Linked DNA regions of Mus musculus: region 1 is linked to region 2. The links are chromatin loops, found by intact Hi-C in ENCODE. Cell type or tissue: left cerebral cortex. All regions are shown on one strand. Links, peaks and the distances in the headings refer to the core of each region. The heading gives the core; the rest is flanking DNA.

What was found. A loop is a pair of places that touch in the nucleus more often than their neighbours do. Peaks named below come from ENCODE experiments on the same cell type or tissue, not always from the same donor. Only the 100,000 strongest peaks of a DNase experiment are listed, where the experiment ranks them.
Region 1: it touches region 2 in a loop (5-fold over the local background); 2 of 42 quality-filtered maps call a loop at or near these places.

Annotation. Positions count from the first base shown.
Region 1 is chr2:76,859,449-76,875,455 of GRCm38, forward strand. Ttn (titin) reads right to left here. Exons shown (of 313, transcript NM_011652.3): 97 at 14,263-14,550; 98 at 13,619-13,711; 99 at 13,233-13,518; 100 at 12,257-12,440; 101 at 11,628-11,717; 102 at 11,262-11,529; 103 at 10,903-11,163; 104 at 8,839-9,048; 105 at 8,560-8,637; 106 at 8,435-8,461; 107 at 7,974-8,033; 108 at 7,710-7,793; 109 at 5,775-5,849; 110 at 4,824-4,877; 8 more. Among named protein-coding and RNA genes, the nearest start is that of Ttn, 120 kb to the right of the region's middle. In left cerebral cortex, for the core only: a CTCF peak has its summit at 7,614 (motif pointing right); a DNase peak (open chromatin) is centred at 7,677.
Region 2 is chr2:77,692,025-77,708,031 of GRCm38, forward strand. The region is part of intron 3 of Zfp385b (zinc finger protein 385B); the gene reads right to left. Among named protein-coding and RNA genes, the nearest start is that of Gm35431, 65 kb to the right of the region's middle. In left cerebral cortex, for the core only: no CTCF peak of the experiment used is centred there; DNase peaks (open chromatin) are centred at 9,425, 9,965 and 11,289; H3K4me3 peaks cover 2,402 bases; H3K27ac peaks cover 2,326 bases.

The DNA.
Region 1 (16,007 bases), core at 4,606-12,605, 830 kb before region 2:
GTTCTGGATACCTTGTGGAGGGGCAGCTGGCTCTTTCTTCTTGGGAATAGGAACTGGCTTTTTCTCCTCTGGCACAGGTTTCTTGGGAGCCTCAGGAACTTTAAAGATAACATTGTTGAAACAGTGTTGAGTGTTACAGTCTTCTGAGATACTTAAGATTATAGGGAAGCATCCAGCCTCATTAAGAACTTAAGAATTAAAAAGTCGTTTAGTGTGTTCTGCTTGTGGAATGCTTAGTACATCAACACCAGGCAGACATCACACACATGACATGAGGTAGACAAATACCCAGTTAGGATGGTCTAGCATGTAAAACTCTTATTAACATGTGTTACCACAAATTAATGAAATCGATAGATTGAGAGTTAACTACATGAGAGATTGTTTACTGATAACATTTGTCAATACATAGGTCTCACACACAAAAAGTCCAAAAAAGACAAAATTCCCCAAATGTTATTCTACCTTTGGCTGCTGGGGGTTCCACCTTCTTAGGAATGGGAACAGGGACCACTTCTTCTGGAACTGGCTTTTTAGGTGGTTCAGGGACTTTAAAAGAAATGTACTGTATTTGAGAAACTGCTCATCTGGACAAGACATATATTCTTATAAGACAAGAGCAAAGAGTAGATGTCCCTCCTTTTTGCCAGTTGGATACAAGAAAATCGTACTTCAGAAACCAAGATTTGTGGGAATGGCTGAATGGCCAAGTAGAAAAGGAACAACTGTGTTTATCATTTTAATGGCATGGGTTTTTATAGTGGAAATGGTGAATGAAATCTTGCTTTGTTTAAAGCCAGTTGGATGACCACAATTAGGTGATATTAAACGTTTTTTTAAAATTTTGGCTAGGGAAAGAGGATATAACTGTGATGTAGAGTTTAGAGTCCTCCTTCCCTCTCTCCCTCCCTCCCTTCCTTCCTTTCTTCCATACACGGTCTTACCATGAGGTCCAGCTGGCTTGAAACTTGCTTATGTACAGCAGGCTAGCCTCCAACTCACAGAGATCTGCCTGCCTCTGCCTCCTTATCATTAGGATTTAAGACGTGCACTACCTTGCCCAGTGGTTACTGTATTTTTCAATTTCAGTGGTGGGGAAATACTGACACACTTGGCCACAGTGTGACTAGTACTCTACAGTTCTGAGTTAGAAAGCTTTGGCCAGCAGGCAACCATCCTATTGCATTCTTGCTGCACAAAGAGCAGATGCAGACAACCCCAGAAACAGAGGGAGTAATAAAATGCAGAAAACCCGGAAGTTACGAGTTTTGAGTATTAAGGAATTTCTAATAGAATTTACTTAAATGATAAATTTACAAAACTGAGTTTTTAATACTTCTGGTATACTGAACTCCTAACTGAGAAGATTCTTCACGTTTTAAACAAGCCTTTGGTGAGCTGATATGAGGGGCTTCCTCATGTATTATTTCCAAATACATATGTCAGCAGACTGAAGTGCCCAGAGACAGGGAGTAGAGCCTTGTATGCTTCATCCCTTTGTACTCTCTCTCCAGTGAGTCCTTTGTCCATCCAGACTCTCCATCTGTCACCTGTGTGACTAATTCTGATACTTAGTATCAGTGTCGTTACATATTGACTGAGAATTTTGCCTGAAAACATTTTAAACATAGAATTAATTTACTGATACCTTTGGGTGGTGGTTCAATCTTTTTGGAAACTGCAACGTGAATTTTCTCTTCAGTGACAGTTTTCTTTTGCACCTCGGGGACTTTTAAGAAAATACAATCTTAATTACTGATAGATCATGTTGTGGATGGCAATTGTAATTTACTAAGAATATCAAAACAAAAAAATAATTAAAGGCAACAGACAAGAAAGGGAAAAGATAACAGAGAAATACAAAGAGACAGAAAGGCCTACACCATCACACAGTAGGCAAGAAGGGAACTGAAAAGCTCTGTTTTTTAATCTGAAACTGTGTCTTCAGCTCTCAAATTCAAAACTGCTATATACCTGAGACAGACACCTCTTCCTCTGTGTGAGAAGCAAAGAACATCTTTTCTTCAGAGATAACCATCTTCTTTGTGTGCACAGCTGGTACTTTAAAAAGAGCATTGCCATGTTACTATTTCCTTTTCTAGGACAGGACATCAGATGAGACACAGATAGATAGTCTACCACATGATGGTATACAATATGCAAATCTTTAGACACAGCTTGAATGGGTTAGTATGGTAGATTAAGAACAAGATCAGTCTCAAGGAGAAAACAAATCATGTTTTGCTCTGTCTGGACAAACCAACCATGCAGTCTCATATCAAGTACAATTAAATAAGAATCAAATAGCCACAACTTCTTCACATACAATGCACCACTTCCCCACATCTATTAGGACCAATTTATATAAATTAAAGGGTGGGAAATATTACATGCAATGTAATACACTGCATGGTAAAGTTAGAAGATTACTCGTTAAACACAAAACCTTCCTTAAATTAAAAAGAAAGTCATTTCTAAGCAAGACCGAAAGCAAAAATAAACTTATTGAATTATACATAGTAGTATAATCCAAAATAAAATGTGCACTATACAAACGATAAAGTATTCATGGTGCTTTTGAATAATTTAGCAATGTATGTTCAGATATCCGTATGCATAGATTACAATAATCAGAGCTTGTAGCTTCAAATGAAGATGTATACCTTTCACTTCAATTATTTCTTCCTGCACTGGAGTCCGGGAAGGTTTTTGTGGAACAATCTTCTTAGAAACTTCAGGTACTTTAAAAACATGTACAAATACATTTGTAATGTGAAGGAGATTTCATAGCGCAAAATTTCAAAACTATGTCAGCTTGGGTAACTATATAAATCTCATGTGAGCATATATCGGAGAGCTTAGGTGCATGTCACTAGAAGAGTCTTTAAATGGTGTCGGTACCTTTGATGACTTGAACTTTTTCTTCCTCCATTCTCCGAGTAGTCTTTTCAACTTTTTCAACTACTGGCTTCTTTACAACTGCAAATATTTTAAAGAAATTGCAGTACTTTTAGAATTTCTATTAAAAATCCTTTCTTTTTTCTCTGTACATACACACATATGTATGTAAATAGAATAGTTTTAGAGACAGGCAGGTTTGGTGTTTTCAACCTTAAGCGCGAGTTACTGGAACTGTTTATATTCATTTTATCTTTACTGTAACATTCTTTTATCTTAATATTTTTACTGTTTCGAGTAGATATAAATTCTCAAGAGAAAATTCATAGATACAATAAACTCAGAGAAGAAGTTGTGCCTATTGGATTTAACTGTTGATTCAGTCATCCTTGCCAAACAAGCCATGATAAGGACAGGAATACTCTGCTTATTTAAATGATTCTAATCACATACCTTTGGGAGGTGGTACTTTCTTTTCAGGCACTTTGGCTGGGATTTTCTTCTCATGTAATTCTTTAATAAAAAGCACAAGATAAACAGGGATGCTTAAACCAGTCAATTCTAATAGGCTGTGTTTGTTGCAGATGTTAAAAAGCTAAGTGTAATTTAGTATTGTGAAAGGAATCTGTCATGCTGGGCAGTATATGACCAACATAACTGTAGAGCAAAGTCTCAAGATAGAATTGAGTAGTAAGGGCCCATGGGATGTAGCCTCAGTACTGGGACTAAGTGGTTCAACCTACAATGAAATCACATCATCTCACATAGGGATGATGTCTACTCTAGAAATTAAAGGATTAAAGACCATAGCCTTGGAGAAACCAAAATGATCATCTTAGCTTTTATGCCCATCTTACATCAAGTAACAACATCAAAGGAAGCAAAAATGAGGCGCAGAGGAAGAATGGCCACCCAGTTGATGCTTACCTTCATGAACCTCCTTCTGAACCTGAATTATTTCTCTTTCATGGTAAATCTCTTCCCACTCTTCCTCCCCTTCATCGTAGCCCTCTTCTCTCTCATAGTACTCCTGTCCTTCTTCAAAGTCCTCCTCCCATTCCTCGTGGACTTGCTTTTTAGCTTCCACCTTGATCTCTTCATAGTCTTCATCTGGTTCTTCATAATAGGGTTCTTCATATGGCTCTGTGTATGGTTCCGTTTCCAATTCCTCATAGGGCTCTTCCCAAGGCTCTATGTGAACTTTCTTTTCGTAGACTGCTTCCTCTCGTTCATACACAGCCTCTTTCTCTTTGTGAACCTCTTTCTTTCTGGTGATGGTTGTTATTTTTACCTCTTCAGCCTTAGAGGACACGTCAATAATCTCAGAAGCTGAAAGACAAAAGGAGAAGGGGGAAGAGAAGGAAAAATCCCATCAATTACACCCATCAGAAAGCTTTATCCAAGGGAAATCCACAGTTATTCAGCACCAAGCTCTGCAGATGCTGTAGTATTAGACTGAGAATCTCTTATGGTTTGCTTTTTATGGGTTCGATTTTATTAACTAGGCAACATGACAGGATCAAATGCTCTTTGCTCTTGATTTGAGGGTTTTCTTCTAGTGTCAAAAGTATAGATTCAATAGATAGTTTCACATTGCTATACCTTCCATCGTTTTACATGAACACCAGTTTGGAGAGCTCCTTGCAACTCCCCATGAAGCACGACATCAACATTATTTATAAACCCTTAATATGTGTGTGGATTATAATGTAAAGCTTAGAAGGAACCCTTCCTTTTCCATCCATAGCTTCCTTTCCCCTGGAGGAGCACCAGAAAACATTGTTTCTAGCCTTTTTTCACAATGACCAAGGGGACCTGAAAAATTTACAATAACATGGAAGCTTAATATTTAAAAACAATAAAGAGAATACAAGCAAACTTCAGGAGTAAATTATAAAATGGCTAATAATTCCTTTTTTATTTACCTTTTGCTGGAATCATGGGAGTAGGAGGTGGAGGCTTCTTGGCAACTTCTGGGACTTCAAAAAAAACAGAAAATGCATGTTTCCATTTAGACTGTGTGTTGTTTAATGTTTATTAATCTAGAGCACTATCATCATCCTTTGCATATGAATTATTACTAATGTAGCACCGCTTACAGGAGCAGCATAGAGCCCCCATCATCTCCAAACCAAGCTAATATGAGTTGCTATGACAAGTCAGGGTAACAAACTGCCCAGAGGCTGGGGTTTCATTCCAGTTTAGGCTGGTTTGAAACAATTCAAACGTAGAAGAAATAGCAAAGGAATGTGTAAAGGATCTAGTGCTTAAAGCTCACGCCTTTGCTCTTTTCATTATTAACTTTAAAGTTCACCAAACACCCATGCTTTCAAAGTGACCACCCAGGAAAGCCCGTGTGATGGTCGGTGCCTGTGCCTGTGTTGGCCACTGGGTGGGAGGTTGCTGGGCTTTCCCTCTGTGTCAATAGCTGCTTTTTTACATTAGTCATATAAATGTCTTCCATACCCCTCCAAGATAGATTACATTTCTCCTAACTGTGCCACTTTCTGTCTTCAAATGGTAAGACAAGAAAACCAAGAAAGACCCTGAGCTGGGCTACAGGGGCAGCATTGTAGCACCAACCCCTGAACTCCTCTGGGAGGGCTTGGTCAGAAAGAGCAGTGGAACCTGATTGATTTGAAGGTCTCTCTCACATCATCAGCTGTAGATGGCAAGCATTCTCTGCTTGTGTCATCAGTTGTCAGAGGCAGGCGTGGAAGGTAGAAATCCAAGAGTTTGAGAGACGAGGGGATTTCTCATCTCGTGACTCCAACTCTTACCCCTTGTGTTTCCTACACTAAGTTTCCACAGCGAAAACCCTAATGCCATTTCTTGATTAAAATTTTATTTGACTTTTAAAGTTGATTATAATATACCTGGTGGTGGTGGGGCCTCTTCTTTGGGCTTTGTGACAACTTTTTTGGTATCTTTTTTCACACCCTTTTTGGTCACTAAAAACAAAAACAAATATCAGATATAAGTAAAGGTTTTTAGGATAAGAACATTATAAAATAAACTTTATTGTGAGATACTTGCTTCAGAAAAATCATGTACTAAAAAGTGTGTGTGCATGAAAGAGAGAGAGAGAGATAGATAGATAGATTGATTGATTTTGGATACATTTGGTAGAATATATACTGTGGCTTTATATGTCCATTGCTTGTATGGTGGATAAGAATTAGCATTATCAGATGAGGAGGAGAGCAGTTATGCCCTCTCCTCTGTGTTTCATTTGGGTGTGGAGATCAAAATTTTCAGGAGAACAGCAAGTGGAATAAGAGAATTAAAGTCCAACCCATGTCATACGTGTGGGTGCAGCTGCTGCTGCTGCAAGGGGGTATGCACTGGTCACGGCTCTGAGCCATGTTGCCTGTGGCTGTTAGCATTTGTGAGCAGGAAACACCCTGTGATTTTAAAAATCTGATTTAAACTCTCACCTTTTGCAATGAATACCAGCAGTCATGTTGACATTTCCCTTTAAAGGGAAAGCCTTTTTTTTTTTTTTTTTTTTTTTTTTTTTAAACAGAAATTACTGCTTCTGACCCCAGAAAGATCATGGAATCTAATTTATGATTTTTGATTATTCCTCTATGCTGCAAGTACACAAAATATCCTCAAGTATGCTCATATAAATTACAAACATGTTTCCTTCTTTTATTGAAAGTATATGGACTGGAGAGATGGCTCAGTGGTTAAAAGCTCTGACTGCTCTTCCAGAGGTCCTGAGTTCAATCCCAGCAACCACATGGTGACTCACAACCATCCGTAATGGGATCTGATGCCCTCTTCTGGTATGTCTGAAGAGAGCTACAGTGTACTCACATACATTAAAAAAAAACAATCTTTAAAAAAAAAAAAGTATACTAGGCACAAAATTGGATGAAAAATACTGAATTTCTTTGGAACTGACTGAAAAATAGACCAAACATTTTAATATCAATTGCAGCAGGCGTAAGAGAACTCAACATGTCATTCCATGATGTTATTATAGTGGCAGTGACCAGGCTATAGAAAAACACAGCTTTGACCAGTAGATGTTTTATGGCTATGTTGAGAGAATCCTCCTAGCAACTTTGAATTTGTAGCCCTAGGAAGTCTTAGGCAACCTTCTGCCTGGGTTGTATGGCTTCAGGGAAGCTACTTAAGTATTTAGCATTTGAGATGGTCAATTTGTTGTATGTTTAAGGGTTTGTCTGTTTCGTTCTGCTTCTGAGGCAAGGTCTTACTATATAGTTCCATTTGGCTTGTCTTATGGGCCTTATGTTGGTGGTAACTGTCCCGACTCTGCCTTCTGAGCTGGGAACTTAGCTCTTAATTAGTTACCTCCTTCCTTGGTTAACACAATAAAACACAAACAAATCCCCACAGAAGACCCAGTCAAACATGTGAAAGGTATTCTCAGTTATATTTTTGCATAAATAGTATCTAACAACGAGTAGTTAGAAGTATAATTGAGGAGAAAACAAACCCCAATTTTCAGTTTTCTTCTTAACTAATATGATATATTTCCATAAGCTGCTCCACAAATTGGATTTATTATTATCATATTGATTGTTAGGCATAATAGTTAGCAGCATTAAAATAAATTTAATTTTAACTAATACCTAAGTGATTCCTTTGCAATATTTTAAAAGTAAACATAACATTTGGGTTAATCTGATAATTTTCAGAATTTCAAACCATGTAGCAGGAATAACATTTTCAAGTCAGTTCAACTTCTTGACCACAAGAGGGAGCACGAGTGACAGGAAGTCACATTTTCAAGACCAGACTGGAATTCTAAGGTTTACCACTTCAGTTAAGTGTAATACCTTCAATTCGTTTTGCTGGCGGCTTCTTCTCTTCAGGTAATGGCAGCAAAAGAGGGATGGAAGGAGCAACCGCAGGAGGGATTTCTGAGAAGAAAAAAAAGAGACATCTCATGCATTTTGTTTATTAATTCAAGGGTTTAGTCAGAACAACTGACACCAGTCTCTATTTAGAACATGAGCCGAGTGTTTCTCCTGGTTCCACAGTGGAGACGATGAAGTAGAACCTTCCTTCTCTATACCCAGATGCTAAGGCTAGGATCTTACCTTCCGGTGGGACAGCTCTGATGGGCATGGTTGGGATTGGAACTCTGGAATCGGGAATATCTGGAAGAAATGTATAGTGATAAGTACTGGGGAGTTGATAACACACGTTCATTGTTCAGTCACTCCCAACAGCCCCATCCGGCATGCAGACAGGATGATATTCATGACATAACACACGTGCCACACAGTTCTGCTGCTCATGAGATCTTGCTTATTTCTCTATTCACACCTTTGTGTGTTCCTAATAACAACTTCACTTTCTCCACTTCCCCAAATTCATAATGCATAACATTACTCTGCTTGAAATTATTTTTACCAAACAGCATTTTAATGAAAAGAGAAATGGTAACCTTGTGTATTTTAATTGGGCCTCTGTATTTATAAAACCACACTCAACTCACTATAAGCAAAAATTAAATATTAATAGTTATATTGTATTACTATAGATAATAATAACTTACCAGGAGGCTTCATCTCAAGTTTTATTTCTGCAAAAGAAAAAGAGAGTGTTTTTATATGTATAGCTCTCTGGGCAAGATGCTTGCTTTCAGGACAATAGCATGGTCCCCACAGGGCCTGTCCTCACCTTTGGTTGTTAAGTACAGTTCCGCTGTGCTTCTTGCTTCGCCTCTTGGCTCCAGCCGAGCAATTACTGAATAGACACCTGGAGAGAATTGTCATCCTACGTTAGTCTCCTAAAACACTTCCTTAGCTCAATATAAAATGCTCACTTCTGTCTTTCCCTCTTGTTATAAAGTACGCCACAGAGGATTGTAGAATGTAAGCATAAAGGTAGAAATATCAGTAGGCAGGTGCAGGTGAGTCTTACGTTACATAGTCACTGGCAAACTGTCCGTGCAGTTACCTTCGTCATCTGGGGTCACATTGTGGATTGTCATGTAATGGCAGCGGCCGTCGTTTCTAAAGTTGTATTTCTGGCTCTCAGTCAGCTCTGTTGGTCCTTTGTACCAGGTAACTATGGCGTCGTCAAAGGACACTTCGCACTCGAAAGTAGCAGACTGATGCTCGCTCACCACGATGTTCTGTATGCGCTTTGTAAACTGAATGGGTTCGGCTGTTTGGACACAAAGGATGCAGAGTTAGATGGCACAGACAGAAATCTCTGCTGATGTGATTTCGCTCAGATACTTAAAGCTCTTGGTGGCTGAGCTGGGGTTTCATCGTGTGGCTCAAGCAGGTCCCCACTGCCTTGGTCTTTCAAGTGCTGGAATTACAGGGTGGACACGTGCACCACCAGACCCAGCACAATTAGCTTTTTTAGGGAGGGTATCACTGTTGAACCTGGGCCTCACAAAGAAGTGCTATGCCACCCTCGTACTTTAATTTTTTTTATATATTTTTTGAGATGAGGTATACCTAAGATTCGCAGGCTGACCTCAAACTTTCTATCTTCCTGCCCCAGTCTCCCAGATACCCGGGATTGCAGGTCTGCGTTCCCAAGCTTGGCTTCTATTTGTATTCACTTACAACACTAGTGACACATTCTTGTATCAGTAACCAAACTATTTCCAGCCTTCAGGCCATTCTCAGAGAATGGATAGTGGACGGCGTAAAGAAATGCCCAGGAGTCCTTAAAACATTCATATGAAGGAAATGCCACAGGGAGATGTGAACCCAAACTCACATTAAATTTCAAAAGCTGTCCACGAAGTGGAAGGTTCGTAACGGGAGTACACATAGACAATCTTGCACTGAATTCCTTTGCAAACCCTTTCTTAACTTGAGAAAATTATTTTTTGTTGTTGTTGTTATTTAGGATCTAGAATTTTCTTTTCTATAAAGATTTCCCTGGGGAATGATTTCAAATTCAATGTGAAATTTGCAATTCTAAATTTCAGAGGATTCTCCGGAGTTCAGAAACCCACTTTCCAAGCACAGAAAGGTAAACACAAAGGCACCGCCCCCCTGCGGACAGCAGGCGCTTTTAGGAGCCGAACTAGGCGTGAGCAGATCTCCCTTCAGACTTGTGTGGAAGTCTGAGACTACACAGGTAACAGTGTCATGTGCATCCGGTAGACAATGACACTCTGGTGAGCTTTGTCACTGATGAACATATTTACAACATTTACTTATTTAAAAATGAATAGCACTTAAAACTTTACTCCAATATGAAGCTATTTTACTCTACACTTTTAACTTTAAAAACGAGGCACTAATATTCAGTGCAAAATAATTCAGAAACCTGAAATACCTCTGAACAAAAGATTAATATATAATTATTATAATATATAATTAATATAATATGTATTAATTTTAATAATTAAAATGGTACTAAATTATGAGGCACAGTTAACAAAAAAACCAACAAAAACAAAACAAAACAAACAAAAAACCCAAACCTATTCCTGGATAGCTTAAGGTTAATTCCCAAAGCTTAACAATTAAGAAATTATAGTATTGCTCTTTGAGTCAGAAATTTTACTTCAGGGATTCAGACAGTAGGAATAGAATCTTTTAAAGGAAATCAATATTTTTTTTAAAAAAAGCCATTACTCATCATGTATGTTGTTAATGTTATCTATAAAATTTCATACCCTTAACATCAAAGTAAGCCCCCGCCCCCAAAAGTAGCAATTCCTAATCACAGTTTCTTAGATTTATATTTACAACTTCTTTCCCAAGATTTTATTCTAGGAACCGTAGTCATAAATATGAAAATTATTAACTTTAGCTTTTAAGAAGAAACCACCATTAAAAAAACCATGTTAGTCTACATTAAAGTCCTATTTTTGTCTAAAAGAAATGTGTGTTTGGTTGAATATTTTCCTTTTGAATCTATGAGTTTTGACCCAAGGAAGAGTGTGTCATACATGTGGGAGGGTTTGTTCGAGGTGAGACTGCAGGGGCCTGCGCAAGCACTTGCTGATTCTTGCTGCTCCACCAGTAACTCTGTCTAGGTTTCACCCACCTTCGATTCTGAGCTCTGCTGAAGTTTCGAGGTCTTCGTGCTTGCAGGTGTACTGACCCTGGTCCTCTGCACGGACATCGGCAATGGTCAGCTTGTGGACTTTGTGTTCCACTTCCGTTTTCACTCTGCCTTGAGGTTTAAGGACTCTGCCATTTCTGAACCACTCAGATTTCACATTTGGTACAGAAAACTGACACGTCATGGTACAAGTCTGGCCTTCCTTCAGAGTAACGTCCTGGAGATGCCGCTCCCAGGCGGGCTCTGTTGTAACACAGAAACGCACGTTGCTCAGCATCAGCACCATATGCTAATGTGCACAACAGCACTCTCACAAGGCTTTAAAATGAGTTCTCACTCACCAATCACAGTTAGCTTGGCACTAGCGATGTGGGGACCACAGACCAGACGGTAATTGCCCTGATCTTTAGGCTGACAGTTTTTGACTCTGAGTGTGTGCCGGTCACCATCGATGCTTATTTCATATTTGTTACTGGGCTCCAGCTTTTCAGTCCCTTTGTACCAGGAAAGCTTGATTTCTGGATAATTAATCTTAATGTCAATTTCAAAGATGGCGTCATTATCTTTCAGAACTGTCTGATTTTCAATATCCTTGATCAAAGTGACAGGCTAGGAGAAGAATTAATACGTGTTAGTGTTAGTCATTCCTTCCCTATAATTCCCAGTGATAAGTCTGTACATTTTATTATTAACATAGTTCATTTTACCTCTGTCTGTGTCAGCCTTTGCTGAATAAATGCTACAAGTTCTTCGAATTCCTTTTCATCTCTTTCTGACTTCTCTAGTTCCTCGATTTCCTGATTGGGGGGGGGGATAATATATTAGGAACAAAAATTTGAATTAGCAGGTACATGGCTATGCTTGGCCTCCATTCCTTAAATTTTTTAAAAAAATTTATGTGTATTGGTGCTTGTTAAAGATTTAATTTTATTTGTGTGTATTGGTATTTTTAGAGATTTATTTTTCTTTTCTGTGTATGTGTGTTTTGCTTGACTGAGTGATGGACACCATCTGAGTATGGTACTGGCAGGAGCCAGAAGAGAGAGCATCAGATTCACTGGAACCAGAGCCGAGACAATGGTGAGCTGCTATGTGGGTGCTGGGAATTGAACCCTGGTTCCCTGGAAGAGCTGCCCATGCTCTTAACCACTGAAACATCTCTTCAGCCCTCTGGCTTCCATTCCTGATATACCTTAGGTTACAGTATCGTTTAAAGCTAGGTTACAGTAAATTGCCTCCTAGAAATTTAGTGTCTTGGGAATTCAAGGCATTCGGATGATATGGAAGACGTTTGCTGTCTCCATCCCTTAGGGGATGTGGCAACAAAGGGCCATACCAGTCTGTGAGTCTCTTCTTCCTGGCTCTGTTTCAGCAGCTCAAACGCTTGGAGGAGGCCCCGGAAGTCGGTGATTCCGTACATGCGCGCATACTTCTCATACTCTTTAGGATCCACATTTTTGAGAAGTTCCATGATATCAATTTCCTCTTCTTCCCCAGATCCTTTCTTGAGGGCTGGAGTCCTAAAAGAGGAAAAAAGAAGTTAGGATCAATCGTTTGTCATCTGCTTAGGAGTTTGAGCTGTCTGCCGTGACCTAGGATGGTCTGTCTCAGTATCTTTCCTCACTAGGCAACAGTTTCATGCTCTTCATTAAGAAATATTTTTTAAGACATAAATTGTATAAATTTATATCACAAAGTTATAAATAAACTAAGAGAAATAAATTCTTTATTCAGAAATGATTTTTACATGCTAATTTTACCACTTTGACCAAAACAATAAGTTAGTTTGGTGATAGAATGGGTTAATGGTGGGCTCTTGTTTTACAGTGCTGAAATGTGATCAGTGAGTTGAAGAGGAATGAACACAGGAGTGTGTTCATTAACCTCATAACCAGGAGCTCCATTAGTTATGGTTACGTTAAATACCAACGGAAAACTTTATTTAAATATCACATCATGAAAAAGAACTGTGAAAAGGTGAGTGATTCAATAACTTAATAATTATGGTGAAACACAAGTTATTTTGCAATTATTGATTATGGAAATGCCTAAAATTATTGATCTATGAAACTGTAGCATTAAAAAAAAAACTTTGTAAAAGCAAGTCTTTCAGACTTGGACACATAGTATTTAGGTATTTCGTTTTGCCTAAAAGCTTCTAGATGTGTCTCATTCTCTGTTTCTTATTATCATTCTAAAACAAATACCGTCACTAAATTCCACCCACTGACAAGCTGTGAGTCTTGCAGTAGCTCATTCTGAAGGGCTCTGTGAGAATAAGAAGTCCTCTTCACAGTTCTGACAGGACTTACTTTTTCAGCATCGCGCGAAGATCACCTTCAATCTTCTCTTGTTTCTTTCTTTCATCCACCTGTAGGTTGACATTGCTTTCAATTTCACCGTGCTTGTTAAAGGCAACGCAACGGTATAAGCCAGAATCGGTTTTTGTGGTGTCACGAATCTCCAGCTTCGCTTCGTCGCCCTTTTGATGGATAAGAATGCGACCCCCTTGGTTCAGCTGTCTCCACTTCCCTTTTGTCCATTTGACATTCGGGATCGGGTCACCTCCAACTTTTGCAATAAACGTGGCAGTGGTTTCTAAGGAGTGGGGAAAATAAATGTTTTAAAAAATCAATCTTGCTTAATGGGTGCTCGTGAAATTGAACCCATAGCACTCTACAGGTGATTGGACACTCACTTTCCACTACTCTGATGCTCTGAGGCTCTGACACGAAGAAGAGTTTTCCATCCACGGCTGCTTTCTTGGCTGCTGGGGCTGCGGCTGGTTTCTCTGAAACACACATGTCCATGCTTTGTTACTACAAAAACTTGAAAGCTGTAATAAATATTCTGGTGTGTAAAACTTTAAGAGCTTTGGGGTGTGCTCCGCAAACTCACTAACTGTGAGCTATTAGTGACAAAGCCATTTCATAGGCAGTCATTTTAGGGATGGCTACAGGAGGTTGAACTCGAATGGACTGCTAGCATCCAATCTGGGATTTATAGACTTTATTGTATAGATTTCCTCTAGGCTATGACAGAAAGCTATTTCACATCATATCATCATAGCATCATTTTGGGAACTACCCTGAATATATCCTTGTGGATGTGCTATGAGGATTTCAAGAAATAGGCTGTTGAACTCTGGGTAACTTTAAATACTTTGTATCGAGAGTCTTTCCATTAAATCACTGGATACTTTCACTATGAGGGCGACAGATTACAAATGGCAAATAACCTGCCTCTAACACCTCTAACTCCATTCTTATTTAAGTTCCAATGAACTAACCACCATGGGCAGTTTCTGTCGTAATGTTCATCACACTTTCTTGGTATCTGTACCTTTAATGGTCACTTTGCACTTTGAAGTGTCACTTCCAGCCACGTTGGAAGCCTTACACACGTAGTCTCCTGAATCTGCTTTAGCTGTCTCCTTGAGTTCCAGCATGGCGGTTCCGCTAGCAAAGCTGAAGCTGCACCTGTCCGAAGGCTTTACCTCCCTACCAGCTTTCAACCACTGGATCCGAATGGGCTCGGAGCCCTGCACGTGGCAGCTGAGCTGTACAGAGTCACCTTCGCTGGCCGTGACCGGGGCAAGGTGCTGGTCAAACACAGGCGGCTTCTTAGGCTCTGGAATTGAAAAGGCATTTTTCATGAGGAGGACAGAGTCAAGGGATACATTATCTTTCACAAAGGAAATGTACAAAGGGCACAATAGCTTCTCCCACAGGTGATAGTGGACACTGTGGTGAATGGAATTATAAGTCAGAATCTGTTCCTCTTTGAGCAGTTGTTCACATTTGTTGGGGTAAAAAAAGAAAGAAAGGAAGAAAGAAAGAAAGAAAGAAAGAAAGAAAGAAAGAAAGAAAGAAAGATTTAAAAACAAGCAAAGAACAGCTGCCAAGCTGTCCACAAACCAACACAGCATCTGTGTCCTGATTAAGCTCCACAAATACTACGCTGGCACTGCTATCAATGGCTGTGCAATGCAGCATGATTTTGATTATTTAAAAACTACAGGCAGCAGCATTTTTACAAAACTCTAAAACCTAAAGGCTTATAAGGGCATTCTGCTCACTTAGAGCAGTGATTGTAAACTCCCGTGGAAGAAAGCCACCATCAGAGTTATGGAAATGCCCAAATCTTAATGGATTTTTTTCTAATGTCCAGTTTTAGATTTTTTTAAAAAAAAATCTACAGTTACTCTAAAAAAATTATCCAGATTTAGACCAAATAAAGTAAGATTCAAAACTCAGTGTTCAAATGAGAATAAACAGAGACTTGGGTTCCCTGACCAAATGGACATGCCTGATGTCATGTTCTGTCACAGCGATTGAGACTATAGCCAAAATAAGGCAACATTCCTGATTACAACTTCTGGTATCTACTGCTTCCGTAAACCTCTACATGAACATAGACTCAGAGTTCCATAGAAAGTGTCTGTCCAACAGCAAAGCCATCGTGAGCATAAACTGACCTAAAAACAAACTTTCAATTTTCATGCCTGCATTGAAACTAGATGCATTTCCATTTTATCACGTAGATGATAATCTTTGAATTTGTAGGCAAGGCAACCCAGTAATGCTAAGCTCTTCACAATGGTAACCTACTAATGATATTGATCATCCAGTATGCTCTGAGGTGGCCTGCAGCTCGCCTGTTGTGACCATTGCATGCTTTCCCAGAAAGTGGGCTTGTGCAATAATTATGGCAGTCTGTAAACTTTTATCTGTCTGAAGTAATTATAGTTGAAAAACCATATAAGGAAGATTTAAAATGAGGGAGACTGCTTCCTTTCTTAAAATAAGAGCTTTGTGTTTATCTTTTATAATATGTAATATTCTTCTCCCCAAATCCTGGTTTTTGGATCAAATTTTACCATTTTGTCTGGTATTACTATTCAATTTTAGGCCAAAAGATAAGAGCACTATATACTAAACAATTATTCTTTACAAACAAAAGCAAATGCTTCTTATTGTACCTGGGAATAAGCAGAGTAAAGTATAATACGCTGTGATAGTTTTTTTAAAAAAATGTTCAAAATAAACGGATTTCATCAAAATACCTGTTGCTTGTACACACACGTC
Region 2 (16,007 bases), core at 4,647-12,646:
TCTTATTCAGAGTGGCTAGGACTGTCAACGGGGCACGCTCCCAAGATCAATTCCATCCCCCGGCGGGAGGGTCGCAGACCTCGCCTGAGCTTGCAGCCTCTCAGAGCTCCAAACACTCTCCCTCACCCCCACCCCCTCATAGCTGTCAGTGATTCTGCACCACCTCCACAAAGTCACAGAAGATGCTGGAGTGCACAGAGGCAGGCTCGCTGAAGGGGGCCTCCAATTATGCAGCTTTGGAAGGCCACCACCCATCCTTACTCAGGACATTTTGGGGACACTGTGGCTGTTTGGGGGCCACTCATTTTCCTGCACATAAGCCCAACAGTTTCACTGCCTTACCAAGATGGACTTGAATGGAAACATTTCTTTGATTTATTGTTGGAGTCCCATCTGGGATGCATAAACGTTTGCTCATTTCTTCTTCAGGATAAGTTGGCAACCACGTAAATATTCTTTATATATTTCCCACTACAAGCCATATTATAGTAATGTTCTACATGTGTATGCATACATATACACATGAAATGGCATTTTTTTTTGTTTTATGCCTTTGTATATCTATGAGTTCATGCATGGTTGACTAAACCTAGCAGTACAATGTATAAAGTTTACATTTTGATAGTTATTGTCACATTACCCTACAACTGTGTGAGCCCATCTAGATTCTATCAGCAATAGAGTTCTTATGTTCATGATTGTATTTGGTCCTATTCATTTTTAAAACTAATAAAAATGGCATCTTACTATAACTTTAAATAGGGCTGTCTTGGGGTTGGGGAGAAGGCTCAGCAGATTACTAGCTACACAGATACCATGTCCTGAGTTCGAGCCCCGGAACCTGTGTAAAAGCGGCGTGTATTGGCATGTACTTGTAATTCCCGAGCTGGAGAGGCTGAGACAGAAGGCTCCCAGAGGTCTGCTAGCCAGCCAGTCTAACCTAAGAAACACATTCTCAGATCAATAGACCCTGAATCATAAAATAAGGTGGAGAATGAATAAGGAACACAGCCAATGTTGGCCTCTGGCCTCTACATATACCCAGACATGTACACAGGCACACACAAAAAGGAGAGAGTAAATCTTGTTAAAAAACAACACTATGGAATAATGTATTACGTTCTTCAGAGATATTTACAGGTCCTGTATGCATGGGCTTTAGCCTTAACTCCAGTGGTTCTCAATCTGTGGGTTGTGCCCCTTGGGAGCATCAAACAACCCTTTCACAGGGTCGCCTAAGACCATTGGAAAACATAAATATTTACATTATGACTCATAACAGTAGCAAAATTACGTTTATGAAGTAGCAATGAAAATAATTTGATGGTTAGGGGTCACCACAACATGAGGAACTGTATTAAAAGACTGCAGCATTAGGAAGTCTGAGAACCACTGCCTTAGTGTTTTGACTGGATCACTTGTTATGTCCAGATAGTGTAGTCAGGGCCACAGATTTGAAGGACCAGGTCACTGATCTCAAGACACTAAGAGTCTAGGATGTGAGACAGGTGGTTTTAAAAATGATATGTAATGTCATGTCCCAGCATAGATTTAGGGACTTGGATCTGACAGGGTGGCAAGGGAAGAAAAGAAATGACAGATGGACACGGAGACAGAAAGTTGGAATCAGGTGGCCTGTGCTCTCAGCCCTGTATCCAGTATTCAATTTTCCTCCTATTACTTCCAAGGAAGACAAACTCATCATTGGCTTCCCTAAGAGCTGAGGCCCGAGAACCACCCCTTCCCCCCTCCTTTGCTTGTTTCCTGGCTTCTCTCCTTCCCCTGCGTCCTCCTGTCTCTTTATTCCTCTTCTCCTTTTCCTTCCTCCTCGTCTTTCTCTGTATAAGCCTGCTCCTCTTGGCAGCCTTCCTCCTCTAACTATGAGACTTCCCTGAAGCCCAAGTCCACACCCTTGTCCCAGTCCCTTTTCAAGGTGCCACTTTGCTGAGTCCTTGCTTGATCCCCAGGAACACTTCTGACTAGGCAGTGAAACAAAAACAGACAGACTGGCAGGCAGACACACAAAAAGCTGAGGTCGGATGGGTAGACCAGGGCTCTCTGCAGGAGAAAGGGCACAATAAGCTGAGCGTGATCAATATCTACAGTTGAACAGGGAGGCAAGGTTCTTTCATACAAACAAAGATGGAGGAGGCAGAGCTTATGGTATACAGCTGGATCAAGGAGACTGATTTAGCTCATCTTGGTAGAAGCAGTCTCTCTCTTCCGGCTGCAAATGTGGGGCAGGAGGAGGAAGCTATGGTGGACATTTTTGCGCATATGCTACCAAAAACCCCCACACAAGGACCAGAGGAAGGCTTTGCCATCCTTCTCTGAGCCTCATCCTGGGAGAAGGGTCACTCCACCATTCATGCCCATGTCTAAGGCTATGGATTCCTTGACAAGGCCTTGTGAGCACTGCACACTCAGGCCCTCACATGCAGGGCTCTCTCTACTCTGTACCATGTAGTGTGATAAATATACTAATGAGCTGCATTTACTGCCTGAGCACAGAACTAGTTCACTGTGGGCACAACGTTTGTTCTTAAGTATGTTTTGTCAATTCTTTCGAAAGCTATTTTATAAACATTTAAATATGATAAAAGGAGGATGAATATGATTCATTGGTCAACAAAAACCATCAGTAGCAACAATAGCTAACAACTAAAAGTTGTGTTAGGTACACATATATTAGATCAGTGATTATAATCTACTTATTGAAATAAAAGAAAGAATAATTTATAAATTGTCAACATTGTTAAAAAAGAATAATTTATAAATTGTCTACATTGATAGTTGACAAGGGCTTTATAAGTTTGACTAAAAGATAAAATTGAGCACACATTTCCTCCAATTATGTGACAGCATTTTTTTAGGTTTTCTTCTAATTAGCAAATCGAAGTACAAACTTACCTCTTCTGCCCTTGTTCCTCTTCCAAGTCACAGAACCATTAAACTTTTAATCCATGGTGATTCCTGCTAAGTACTGGATTTGTTACACCATGCTAAATAAGCGTGCCCTTTAGCATGAGGTGTGTCAAGGATGGTTAATTACACTGCACAGGAAGCCCCTTTCCCAGTCAGACGTGATAAAATGTGATGCTGGTGTTAATGCCACTGACTGGTAAGCCTGCTCCTTCAGCTTTAAATCACCACCTGAGCCGGCCTCCTACTTGCAAAGGCTTTATACCTTTTCTGTGGAATAAGTGAAGATCACTGACCATAGTCACTTTCCATACCATGCCCTTCTAAGTTCAAACGACTGAATTGATTACGGCATCTACTGTTGCATATGCAGAGGGCCAAACTGCATCCAGACTCAGAAGAAGCTAAGAAGAGTGTGCGTTTGTGTGTGTCCAAGTCATATATGTAGGCATGCACTATCATCACTACTGTATTTATTATGCTAATTTCTCATCAGTGCAGTGAGCAAATCCTACTTTCTCTATTCTCAGGATTATGGCAGGCATCAGGTGGAGTAACAGTTGGGAAAGAATGAAGAATTAAGAGCAGCCGACTCCTTTCTCGGTGGTGATACCAGAGACGCCATAGAAGATGCTATAGAAGGTACCAAGTGTACATTTTACATCCCTTTGACAGACATGACAGAAACATCTCAAAGAAGGACTATTTCTTTTGATGTATGGTTTCTGGGGTTGCTTAGCTGCATGCATTTGAGTAGAACACATGAAATCAGGAATCTGTCCAAGGAGAGCCATTCACTTAGTGGCCAGCCAGGAAGCAGAGAGGCAGGAATGGTGGCTCTAAGCTAGCTTTTCCCACCTCTCATCTTTGCTCTCCTATCCCTCATTCCATGGGCTCGGACTAGCCACATTCAGGGTGAATCTTCCTCACTTAGTTAATACTCTCTGGAAACAACTCATAGACACCCAGGCAGATGTGCCTCTTTAACCTCCTATGCGATTCTAAATCTAATCACCACACCCTTCAAAATTGTGGGGGCATATGGCAATCATAGCATGCTTTTCACCCAGATCCATCTGTTTCATCAATATTCCTACCCCTTCGGTTCCTCTTAACTGAGGTTAATAGTGGTTCCAACTAGGGTTGCAGAGCAAGAGCATTTGAGAACACAAGGTTGTGATGCTATGGTTATGCGTCCAGCACCTGATCATTCAGTGTGCAAGGCAGCCTACAGATAAGCAGTGAAATTGCTTGTGCTTTTCTATTTATCTTTATCCTTGTTGGATAACATGAAAATTTTAATGACCAGGTCATAAGGGTCTGAACTGAATCATAAATTAGGGTACTTCACTCTAAGTTCATAGGGGCCAGGTACACTGAGTGTGTAAGTGTTCAACCAGTTATAAATCTACTAAAATCTTTGTCACCTGGTGTTGTGGACTCTCCTACCGAAACCTGGTCTAGGGTCTTCTTCAAAACTTGTAATCTGGATCCCCCCCCCAAAAGAATTTAAAATCTCAGCTGAGCTGCTGTGTGAATCTGGGTGGGGGTTGACTTAATTTCACTAAAGTTTACCTAGAACTCCTTTATAAAGGTAAAAAGACTAAGGAGTTAAATATATAGAGGGCAGGGTATAACATTAGCTTGAACATTGACTATTACTATTGTTATTTACTAAGTCCTATAATTAACACCACTTATCACACATATTCCATTGAATAGATACAATAAAATTTGTTGCTAGGAATTTCATGTTGGTTAAACCTGTTGTAGTTGAACCTAGACCTGTATTAATAGACTATTTCCATGCTATCTCTATTAAAGAATGACCCACAGCCATTTCAGAACTCCTAGTAGAAATGACATCTACGACTCTATACTTCCCATGAGTAGGAAAAATGTAAACACTCATGATGTAGATGATGGAATCTTACTTGGTCCATTAGTATACTTAAATACACAAACTCCAAATGTTCCAGTTAGACAAAAGTCTAATGGAATTTTATCTATCACATAATATATAAAGCATAGAAAACTGTTGGCAAGAGAAGTTACTGTGGCTTCATTTCTGAATCTTGTTGCTCCTGTCCTTTTTAAAAGCCCTCCAAAAAATCTTTATCAAAGAAGGGATAGTTTTTGTTTGTTTTCTTGGTTTTATCAGAAGACAGAGAAGCTTCTAGAAGATATTTCTTTTAAAAACGACACTAGAGTCTCAGAAAACAAAACCAGATAAATACAAAAAACCTCTCTGGTACTAGCATTACCACAGCTCTATAACAATTACTGATCAATACCATGTTTGAAATCTCATCAACAAGACATTTGGCTGGGTGCCCTGGTGGTTTACAGAGTTCCTAGAGGGGATCAGAAGACATTAGTCTGCTAAACTCTAGAAACTTAAGGATTCCCGCAATCTCATAGTCTTAGTCCATTTTGTGCTGGTCTAACAGAACAGCTAAGACAGGATAATTTATAAAGAGCCAACATTCACATCTTACAGTCCCAGAGAACGAGAAGGCCAAGATCAAGGGCTGTGTTTGACAAGAATCTTTTTGCTGTAGAAGGCAAGAGGTCAGACTTACAGACTTGCCATCCTGTTCATGATGATGGTGTTACTCCATTCCTGAGGATGGAGTGCTTATGAGCTAAAAACCTGCCACGGACACCACTATTCCACACTGTTGGCACTAGGGATCACACTTCCAACACGAGAATTTCGGGTGGCATTCAAACCATTAGAGTTTTAAACTAAGATCTTGACTTCACCAGCACCTCTCCACTTTCAAATGAAAAAACACCAGTAGATATTCAATGATTGAGAGTGGATCATGAATTCATGCTGGTCATTTGCTTTAACAAACATGCTATAAGGCCAACTATAACTATAGCTATGGTTGTAGTGTTACTATTGTTATTTACTAAATCTTATAATTTACACCCCTTATCACACATGTTCCATTGAATAAAGACAACAATAAAATGTGTTGCTAAGAATCTGATGTTGGCTAAACCTGCTGTGTGTGTAGGAGGTTACTGGAGAAAATCTAGAGAGGAGGGGAGTGTTTAAGGTAAAGAGAGAACCTTTTCCAAGATACTAGAAAAGACCACAAATATCATTTTAAACAGTTGGAAAAAGGATGTATAACATAGTAATAGTATTGGCTAGAAAATTAGGAGAGGGTAAAAAACAGGTTAATGGGGGAAGCAAAAGTTATATTTATACTTAGAAATAAAAGTAAGCAGACTGAAAGAAGCATATATTGCTAATAGACATAAGTAAATAAGGTAATAAAAATGTATCTTCCCATGTTACAAGATATGGAGGAATAAAGTGATGGCTGATGGGGAGCCTTTCAGTCAAAACAGAGATGGCTGACTCAACAATACTTTGTCACCATAGGAGCAGGCCTTCATTTTAAAACCTCAGGTCAACTGCACTTACCAGAAACAAGAAATGGGTTTTTTGGTCTGACACATCACATGACTGACACAGATAAAACTGAGGTGGGCTATTAATCAGAAACAGAAAGATTAAGGAAATGCCCTATACATCTTCTTTCCCTAAATCACTTTCAATTATTAGGTATCCTGGTAAGCAAAACTATCAGTGTGTGTGAAATTCATTCCACTTGTTTGTTTTTGTTTTTTAGTTTTGAGAATTAAATTATACATTCATATATATTTACTCCTGTTGGGACTATTTACAAAAAAAATGGTGGGTATGAGAATGTGAGAGAAGAGAGAGAGGGAAGGCAAGTCAGAGGTTCAGTGAGCGGAACACTTCTCCTTAGGTGGAGGGAGGAGTCTCAGAAGCAGGAGTCTCAGAACAGGGCCTCTATTCTCCAGCAAGGACAGCCAAGGCACAATGATCTTAATGAGTTCTAGTAAGGTGAAAGTTGAGATAGCTCAGGGTAAGGGTGGGGTTTGGGTCAGCAGACTGGCATATATACAATTACATATAAATGTTATAAAGTTATTGCAATAACCCAATATCAGCTGCCAAAACATTCTGCCATCACAGGCAGAATGCATAGTGGACACACATACTCTCTCTTCTACTTTACCTTGCTATAGTGAGTTCAAGCTCTTCTGGTATGTAAAGCCCCTAAGCCTCTTGGCCTTTCTAAGGAAGCCATGGGGAGCCAAACAAGATTAGTAAGTCCCAAGATTACTCAGAAAAAAAAAAAAAACATTTAAATAAGGACCAGATGGAGTGGTAGAGCAGAGGGAGTTAATGGGAGAAAACTTCTATTAAGCATACTAAGTACAACCAAGAAAAACTAATTTATAAATATTTCAAATCTGATGAAGTCTTGAAAATGTTCTAACTGACAAGGGATAACAATTGGAAGCTAATTGTATAATCCTCATTTATTTGAAATGTCGCTGGCAGCTATTATTTATTGTTCTGCTGTTATTGATTTATTTTAGTAATTATAGGAAGCCTTCACACACTCATTATTTCCATTCTACAGCACTATTTTTGCCCATTTTAAGTTTCTCAAATGGTAACTTAACAGCAGGCATGTTTAGGTATAAAATCCAAAAGCAGAAATGGATTGCTTTGGCAGGAACAGAGAGCCTCTGTGTTGGCTTCTGTAAGGACCAAGTTCACAGGCGGTCACCTAGAGGCAGCCTCTTATTGGGAAAGCAGGTAGGGAGGCTCAGGGTTAGACAAACTTGCAGTCAGCTAAACAGCAATCAATTTTAGAATACCCACCACCCAAATGATACATGTAACATAATAATAGTTAAAATTATTATATTTTTAGCTAAATTTAAAGCTTAACTAGAAGACCTTTGTGTTTTTACTTGCTAAATGTAGCAACTGAAGACAAGATCTTCCTCGTTCATTAGTGGGAAGTAAGGAAAAGAAAGTCAATGAAAAGACTGAACGCTGAGGCCAGAGACACACGCTCTCATTAATCCACATCTACCTCAGCAACATACCTCAAAACAAATTGCAAACTCCATCAATTATCCAGACCATTGGGAAGTGGGAAGGTCCTACGGACTAGTCATGTTCTCAATTAAACTAGCTTTACCCCCATGGGCTACATTACAGAAGTAATCGTTTTTTAAAAATCAGCTAACGAACAAGTCCAGGTTGTTGACCTCTGATATAAAAGTAAGAGCTGTCAGCAGATCACTTCCTCAGGACTCCCCAAATTCTATTACCTATAAAGAAAAATTGCTGGCGAGATTGAGGCAGATATGACAAGTTAGCTCCTGCTTCCCTTGAGCGGATTTTCTTCACTGTGTGTAACATGACAAATCCCATACTACCAAGGCTTTCATTGAGTAAACGCATAGCATCGTCTAGAATTTCAAGAGAAAATGTCAGTATCTGATAACCTTCTAATTCTCAACCCACAAACACAAGCAGTTTCCTGGGCTTTGGGGTGATGAATGTGAGTTATTTCTAAAACAAAGTCCACTGTACAATGCGATGATGGCTGGAGACTCCCGAAGGAATAAAAGGTCTTTACAATTATGCTACATCTAAAGCCACGTTGACTTCTGATGAAAATGGCATGCTTTACATCCTGGCATTTCAACAGCAACACCATTTTTATCTTAAATTACTTCTTAGATCTCTCTCTCTCTCTCTCTCTCTCTCTCTCTCTCTCTCTCTCTCCCCCCCCCCCCTCTCTCTCTCTCTCTCTCTCTCTCTCGTGTGTGTGTGTGTGTGTGTGTGTGTGTGTGTGTGTGAACACTGCATGCACAGGTGTCCATAGGTGGCAGACATGGCAGATTGCTAGGAGCTACAGTTGCCAGCAGTTGTGAGTAGCCTAACATGGGTGCTGAGAACTGAATTCAGGCCCTCTGTAAGAGCAGTACATACTCTTAACTGCCGAGCCATCTGGAGAGATGTTTTATCCTGGATCTTTAATTGCTAGGCAAAGATCCAAGAATTAAAAGAAGGGAAAAGTGATGAAATTAAAGGTTTCCAAAGGTCTTTCAGACCACACAAGAGGAAAAAACCCATTATCAACATTTCAATATATACATCTCAGTCTCCTGGACGCCTGCTACACCATGCAGAGAACAAACACGCTCAGAAATCATTATTTTTATTACTAAGAACAATAACAAGAACACACTGTTCCCTTAAATATCTTAGTAGTTTGGGTCACCTCTGATTCAAAACTCTCAACAAGCATTACCTTCTGATGGAAAGAAAAGCCCAAGGACGGCACAGTCATTTCATCTACTGACATCCATGAAAGCAAACAAAAATTGTTTTTGAAATTTCAAGATCAGGTCTTTTCATGACAGAAGATATCTTTCCAAAAATTTTAATGCCTCTTAGGAGAGTTTCAATTTGATGCCTGATCTCACCCTGCTCTGAGTATATACGCATGCAACCAAGTATTGGTTGTTTACATAAATATGAGATGGCAAACGCTTCTGACTGCCTGTAACAGGGCTTAAGCATGCATTAGCAGAGAAGCAGGGGAGGCGTCATGATGAATTGCAAAACACAGTCAGGCCCAGTAAAGTAGTTTCTACATATGCATTGCAATGAAGGGGTTAGATACTGTACACTGGCAGGGCACAGCTATGTCCAGGGCTGGACCATGTCAGCAACTTCTGACGGGTGGGTCCTGGATAAAACAGCATAAAGAACTTTGGAGAAATGGCAATGGCTCCAAAGCAAAATTAATAAGCTTGTCTTCTTGAGGGTCTCACTGCCCCACCCCCCACACACACCTGTCTTCTTGCTTTTCTTAACTATACAGACACGTTAGCACACACAATCACCTTTGGCAGAACACCAAAATCCTGGTAGTGGACCATCAGTTGACCAGTACCATAAAAAAGAGCCACTAAATGAGAAACCATGTGCCTGGTATAAAACTCATTTCATGCCTTTAAAAGCACACAGTGGCTTCTAGCGAGATAGTGGCCCTGGGACTTGCCGAGACAGATTGGTGAGCACAAATGGTTTGCTCCTGATGTGACTGCTTAGCCAAGCTTTACATATGCTGGCTTCCCGAGTCTTCGAAGGAGCGTATAGTCATCTATAACTTAAAGCTGCAAAGCACCAACAGCAGCCTCAACTACATTTAGCAAGAAAAGCACACTCACATATATGCTCAAATCCCATGTGCCATGTTAGCCTCCAATCAATAGGAACAGATTTCTCTGTGCTCCTAACACACCCAGTGCATAATAAGCATAATGCTATCTGAATACAACACAACATGCACGCTCTTTTTCTTATACAGAAACGGCTCTGATCACATAAACTTACAGTAGAGCGGAACCTAGGCAATAGGATCTCTAGCAGGAGGCTGACTTTGATCCTGCCCTTATCTTACTGGCCTTCCAGTGCCCCACACTTGAAATGTTATATCAGAAATATTCTGAGCATGATTATCCGGTCATTTAACTTTCCCAGGTGAGCACCAGGGAAAGTTACATTTTAAATGATAAAATATGCTACATTAAAATATCACATCTAGTTCATGCATGCATGCTCCATAAAGAAATACTGTTCATTTTCCCCTCTTGGTCAGTATACCATCACTAGAAACCAATTACTGCAGGCTGTCCACTGCATGACAGGTCATAACTTTTAATTATTAATAATGTCAGACTTAACAAGGTGTCATCTACAGTATGCAAGCCGTTGCTCTCACTTTCTCAGCTACCTTGTAAACATGATTTGTTTCCTCCTACATATTTTTCATGTCAAAGACTCTGCAGAATGTATTTGGTTTACAGCCTCTTTTTTTTTTTTCATATACCTGAAACACATAATAACACTGCTAATTGCCTACTTTCGGTAATGATAGCAAATCGCGTATCACTGACTTGTTCTGAATGTTTAAAATGCAGAGGAAGTCACCTGCTGGTAAGATGTCCCCGGCACACAGCTAGTACAGGGGAAAAAAGGATGCTTATCACACCCATTCAAGAGAGTTACTTCCCAATAAAATTAAAGGCTGTTCGATTTGCTCTTCAATTTTCCCCTTCCCAAGTGCCAGCCCGATATAATAATCGCCAGTGATGACTCCACAGGATTCAAAACAACGGTTAAAAGAATCTGTTCCTGGCATTCCCAGACCACAGCACCCAAGTTTTACAATAAAAGATGCTCACCTCTGCTGGGAAGTCCACTCCACATCCTGGCAGGGATTTCAGCAGCTTCACGAGCAACCAAGTTGGATAAACAAAACTTCCAGGATGCGGCCAGCGTGATGTACGGTGCTACCGGGACTTGGCTCCAGCCTGATTATCCGTGACAGCCCCACACTACATCAGTGCCGCTCAGAACCTTCCCGTGGCTGGCTTATTTCACTCTCATTGAAAATCCTTTACACGCTGGCAGCATCTTAGGGAAGGACGAACGCGCTCTGAGTCATTTGTTAAGAAAGCAGAGCAGCAGTTTCAATCTGGATCTCTACGCGTGCTGAAACCAGCAGCACTGTCAACGTTCGCGTCGGAGGTGGATTTGTGCCGAGAAACAGGCAACCTAAGCCTTCATTATCAATGCATGAAATCAGCCACTGTGATCAAATTCAAGCAAACCACAAAAAGGATGTAATTATGAAAGGCTCCACAGATTTAGCAACAAACCTTGTGGAATGAAGAATCGTCTTTCAAAATTGTGTGAATGTTAAAAATAGCTCTGGCTTTTCAACAATAAGCAGGGTAGAGGGAAGAAATCACTAGTCTCTAGCATAAGCCCTAGGCACTAAGGCTGCAAAAATCAAAACAGCTATAGGTTCCCAGGACTTCTTCATTCACAAATGAAGTCACTAGACAATTATGATGAAATTTTCCCATATATTTCACAATGTCTATTAAGAAGCAAGTTAAATATCCTTTAACTCTTAAGTGCCCTCAGTGAATTAAGGTGACAAGGGAAATGTGCATAGCTGTGCACAGAACAAGCTGCTATCAGTTTAACTGTAAGTTCTTACACAGCCTAAAATGTAAATGTATTCTGTGTGACAAAAAGAATGACCATAGAAAAGACAGTATACTTGCAATGTCAAAACTTCACTTATAGTTAAGAAAGAAAAAAAGCATATAGGCTCATTAGACCCATATATCCCACTTCTGGACAACCCCAAATTTAAATGTTTACCTTCTTAGATTATCCTTCCTCTTTTGTTTACTAACAAATAAGATGGAAGAGCCAGCTGATGTTCTCGTTACAAGGCATATGGTAACCCTGAAAGGAGCAGTAATTTGGTAGCAAAATACATAGCTCTGATGTGTCCGTGCCAAGTGGAAAGCAAAACAGGACACAAAACATCCATCATAGATCACCGAGATAGCCCTGAAGCCATTCCTAATGGGCTGCGTTCACAAAGGACACACTTAGGGTTCCGTGCCAGTGTTTTCCCAGGTTTCAGGTTCTCACTGAGTCTGTGAGGGTGGAGCAGATCAGGATGCTTGCAGCAAAGCCATATTATGACTAGAGAATCTGTGAAGGACTGGATGGGTGCTAGCAATGTGACTGACTCCAGGATGCTTTTAACGGTGGGTGAGTGCAACCTACAACACCTGTGTAAAACTGAGCACTAGGTCTAAGGTGCATCTGCATGACAGCATTTTGGAGCAATATCTGACAAGCCACTCCCACCAGGGTTCCTCACTCTGTTTCTAGATGCAGGGTTCATTCCTGACACACCAGTAGGTAGACTCTTTTTGTGGAGACAGCATACAGGCATGCATGCGTAGACATAGGCCCGGCGCGTGTATGAATGCACAGAGCCGGGCACTGCTGCCCTTTGCGATTATTATTGCCTCTTAAATTCCATTTATTTTGTGAAGACCCTAAGACAATAGCTGACTGTATCATGAGACCATGACCCTGAACACCACAGATTTCCCAACTACTCACTAACCTTGTATTTCTTGCTCCCTCTTCCTCCCGTTCTTCCCCACCCTTCTCTCCCCTGGACACTGATGCAAGTGCCATCTTGAAAAATACTACATGGAAGGCTGTCTCTGAATATTCTCCCATTATTACTGCAAACAAAGATGCCTAGCAATTGGATAACAGTTAACATGATGGACCTGGAGAGACGGCTCAAGAGGTTTAGAGCATGTGTTTCTGCTTCAGGAGACCTGGCTTTAGCACCCATGCGGTGGCCTACAACCTCCTGTAACTCCAATTCCAAGATGCCCTCTTCTGGATTCCAAGGGCACCAAACATACCCATGGTGTTCATACATGCATGAAGGTATTCAAACGTACACATAAAATAAAAATCAAAGAATCAAAAACATTGGCATGTATTCAGTTTGTTTTTATAAAACATTTACTTTGTGATGCATTTCAGATACCAATATTTTTGTATTTCTGGAAGGTGACCCTCCATTTGCACCATAAATGACTGGCATGACATATCCTGCAAATCTGGATCAGTAACCCTAATCAGGCACACTAACATTTCTGTAGCAAAATATGCATATTCATATAAGACAGAATAAGTAAACATTACAATTAACCTCAGATCAGTTCAGGCCAATTTTCCCATCAGTATGAATTATGAAACTCCCTGGTTTCTGGAAGTTCTCAGGTTGCAAGATTTACAGAGTAAAGGCTTTCTGCTTAAAAGCTCAGGCTTGGAAAGTGGTACCTAAGCAGGACTTGTCTTGCATAACTAAGACTTGGGAGAGCAGTGGAGCTTGAGCAGGACAGGCACAAAAGAGAAGACCCTAGGAAGGCTGAGGTACAAAGCTGAGCAAAAAGGTGGCAGTAATACAGGGTGACAAAACTAGGACGTGGGGACCTCAGGCAAGAAGCAGCCATCCAGGATTACTGAGCAATGACAAACCCCACCCATAATATCAACCACCCACTGATTACTTGGTGTAAGGCCGGTGTGTGTGTGTGTGTGTGTGTGTGTGTGTGTGTGTGTGTCTGTGTGTGTGTCTCTGTGTGTGTGTGTGTGTGTGTGTGTGTGTCTGTGTGTGTGTGTGTCTGTGTGTGTGTGTGTCTGTGTGTGTGTGTGTCTGTGTGTCTGTGTGTGTGTGTGTCTGTGTGTGATGTCTGTGTGTTTGTGTGCAGGGTATGGGAAGGTCAAAGCAGGACACTGGGTGCTCTCTATTACTTTCAACCTTGTTGCCTTGAGGTCTCTCACTGAAGTGGAAATATGTGCCCTGTGTTAGGCTGGCTGGACAGCAAACTCTCAGGATTTGTCTGTGTCTGCCCAGTGCTGGGGTCATAGACAAGTGCATCCATGCCTAGCTTTTTACCTGGATGCTGGGAATTTGGAATTAGATCCTTCTCCTTGGAGATCAAGCACTCTTCCATTCCAAGCCATCTCTCCAGTCCCACTACATTAAAGTCCAGAAGAAATAGTAAAAGGAAGAATGCACTTTCGGAATGAGTATACAGCATTGGGTTTACACTTTTTCTAGCTCTTTTCTCATTGTACTCACACACAACGTATCTAGAATCACATCGCATGCGACACTGTTAACTTTCTATCTCATTTGCGTCTACTATGGTAGTAGTTACATGCTCTACTATGTGTAGACTTCCCAAATAATGTACTTTAAATGTTATTTTATATTTTTATGGGGGTGGGTTTTCTGGTTTTGCCTGCATGTGTATCTCTACACCATGTGTGTGCCTTGTGTCCAAGAAACCCACAAGAGGGTGTCGGATCTCTTGCAGCTGGACTGACAGATCACTGAGTGACAGATCACTGGACTGACAGATCACTGAGTGACAGATCACTGAGTGACAGATCACTGAGCGGCAGTGCTTTAGCCACTGAGCCATCTCGCCAGCGCCTTGAATAACGTATGTTCAAAAGGAAGCCTAGTTCAGACCTTTAGCACAACAACGCTTGAATTTCACTTAAGCCTTTGATCCTACAGGACACTAGCCACTGTCTTAGAACATTTCCTAACCACCTTTTGGGAAATAGGTTTGCTCTGGTGGGGAATTCCAGAGGGGAGGGGTGTGACCAGAAGTCCTCAGGGTTTGGGGGTCTACTCGTAAACCCTGGAACGTGATTGTAGAGTCAATTTATAAGGGAAGGAGAAAAACCACATGTTTCTGGTGTTTTGTGTTTTTTGTTTGTTTTTACATGAGTCCATATTCTCTCTTTAGCTACCAACGTGAAATTTAGACGGTTTGATAAAGTTATTTTAACTTGTAAAAGTACCTGGCTTTCCTGGGTGATGTGAAACACGGAATCAAATCGCAACACCCTTACCTAAAGGTCATGCTCTCCTGACACATACTTCTAACGCATGTTCACACAAGAATAGGTGAACGTCCAGCATCGGGAGGACAACAGTCTATGGGCTAACAAAGCAGGCTCATATGAGAGTGACCCCTGGAAATAAAGTGGGTCAACACACCATGAACGCTGCTATGCTCAGCCCATAAAAAATGCAACAACTAGCCCGCACAGCTCCTCCAGACTTTTCATCTTTTGAGAAGTAATGTACTTCACAGTTGGCCCAAGAACCAGCTCCCAGAAAAGACAAAGCCAAATACCAACGCCACAGCCGGCTGTGACAAGCCACAGGGATTTCTAACTGAGGCAGCCTCCTTCCCTTGATGCTGTTAGCGTATGAAAGCAGAACATCGGTGTGAAAGAGTCAAGTCAGTCAGGGTGACAATACATGGGTCCCATGGCAGAGAGTGAGCTCATTAATTTTACATCACCATTGAAACAGCTACCCAAAGCCTTTCGTTCTAGATCATTTTAAAAGTGATAACATTTATTTTTCAAGAAGGCATCTGGGCTTTAAAAATACCTTTGATGATTCAAAACACTCACCACCAAATGCTTGCTCTGATGGCCTGAGACTTGATGTTCACACAGAAAAGTGTTGCTATTTATTTTTCAAATTTTAAAAATTGATGCTTGATGCTAGACAGCCCTTATTTTTTTAGAAAATAAAATATACAGGAAAGTTCATAGCCCAAAGCACCCTACACGTTTAACTCCTTAACTGAAAATAAGGCCAAACAGTCCTTTTAATTTTTTTAACTTTTCTATTTACAATCCTGTGTGTATTCATTCTGTGGGATCCTGAAGTCATATAATTAGCACCTTTGTTTACCGTTTTAACCCCTGAACAGCTGTGGAGCTGTTT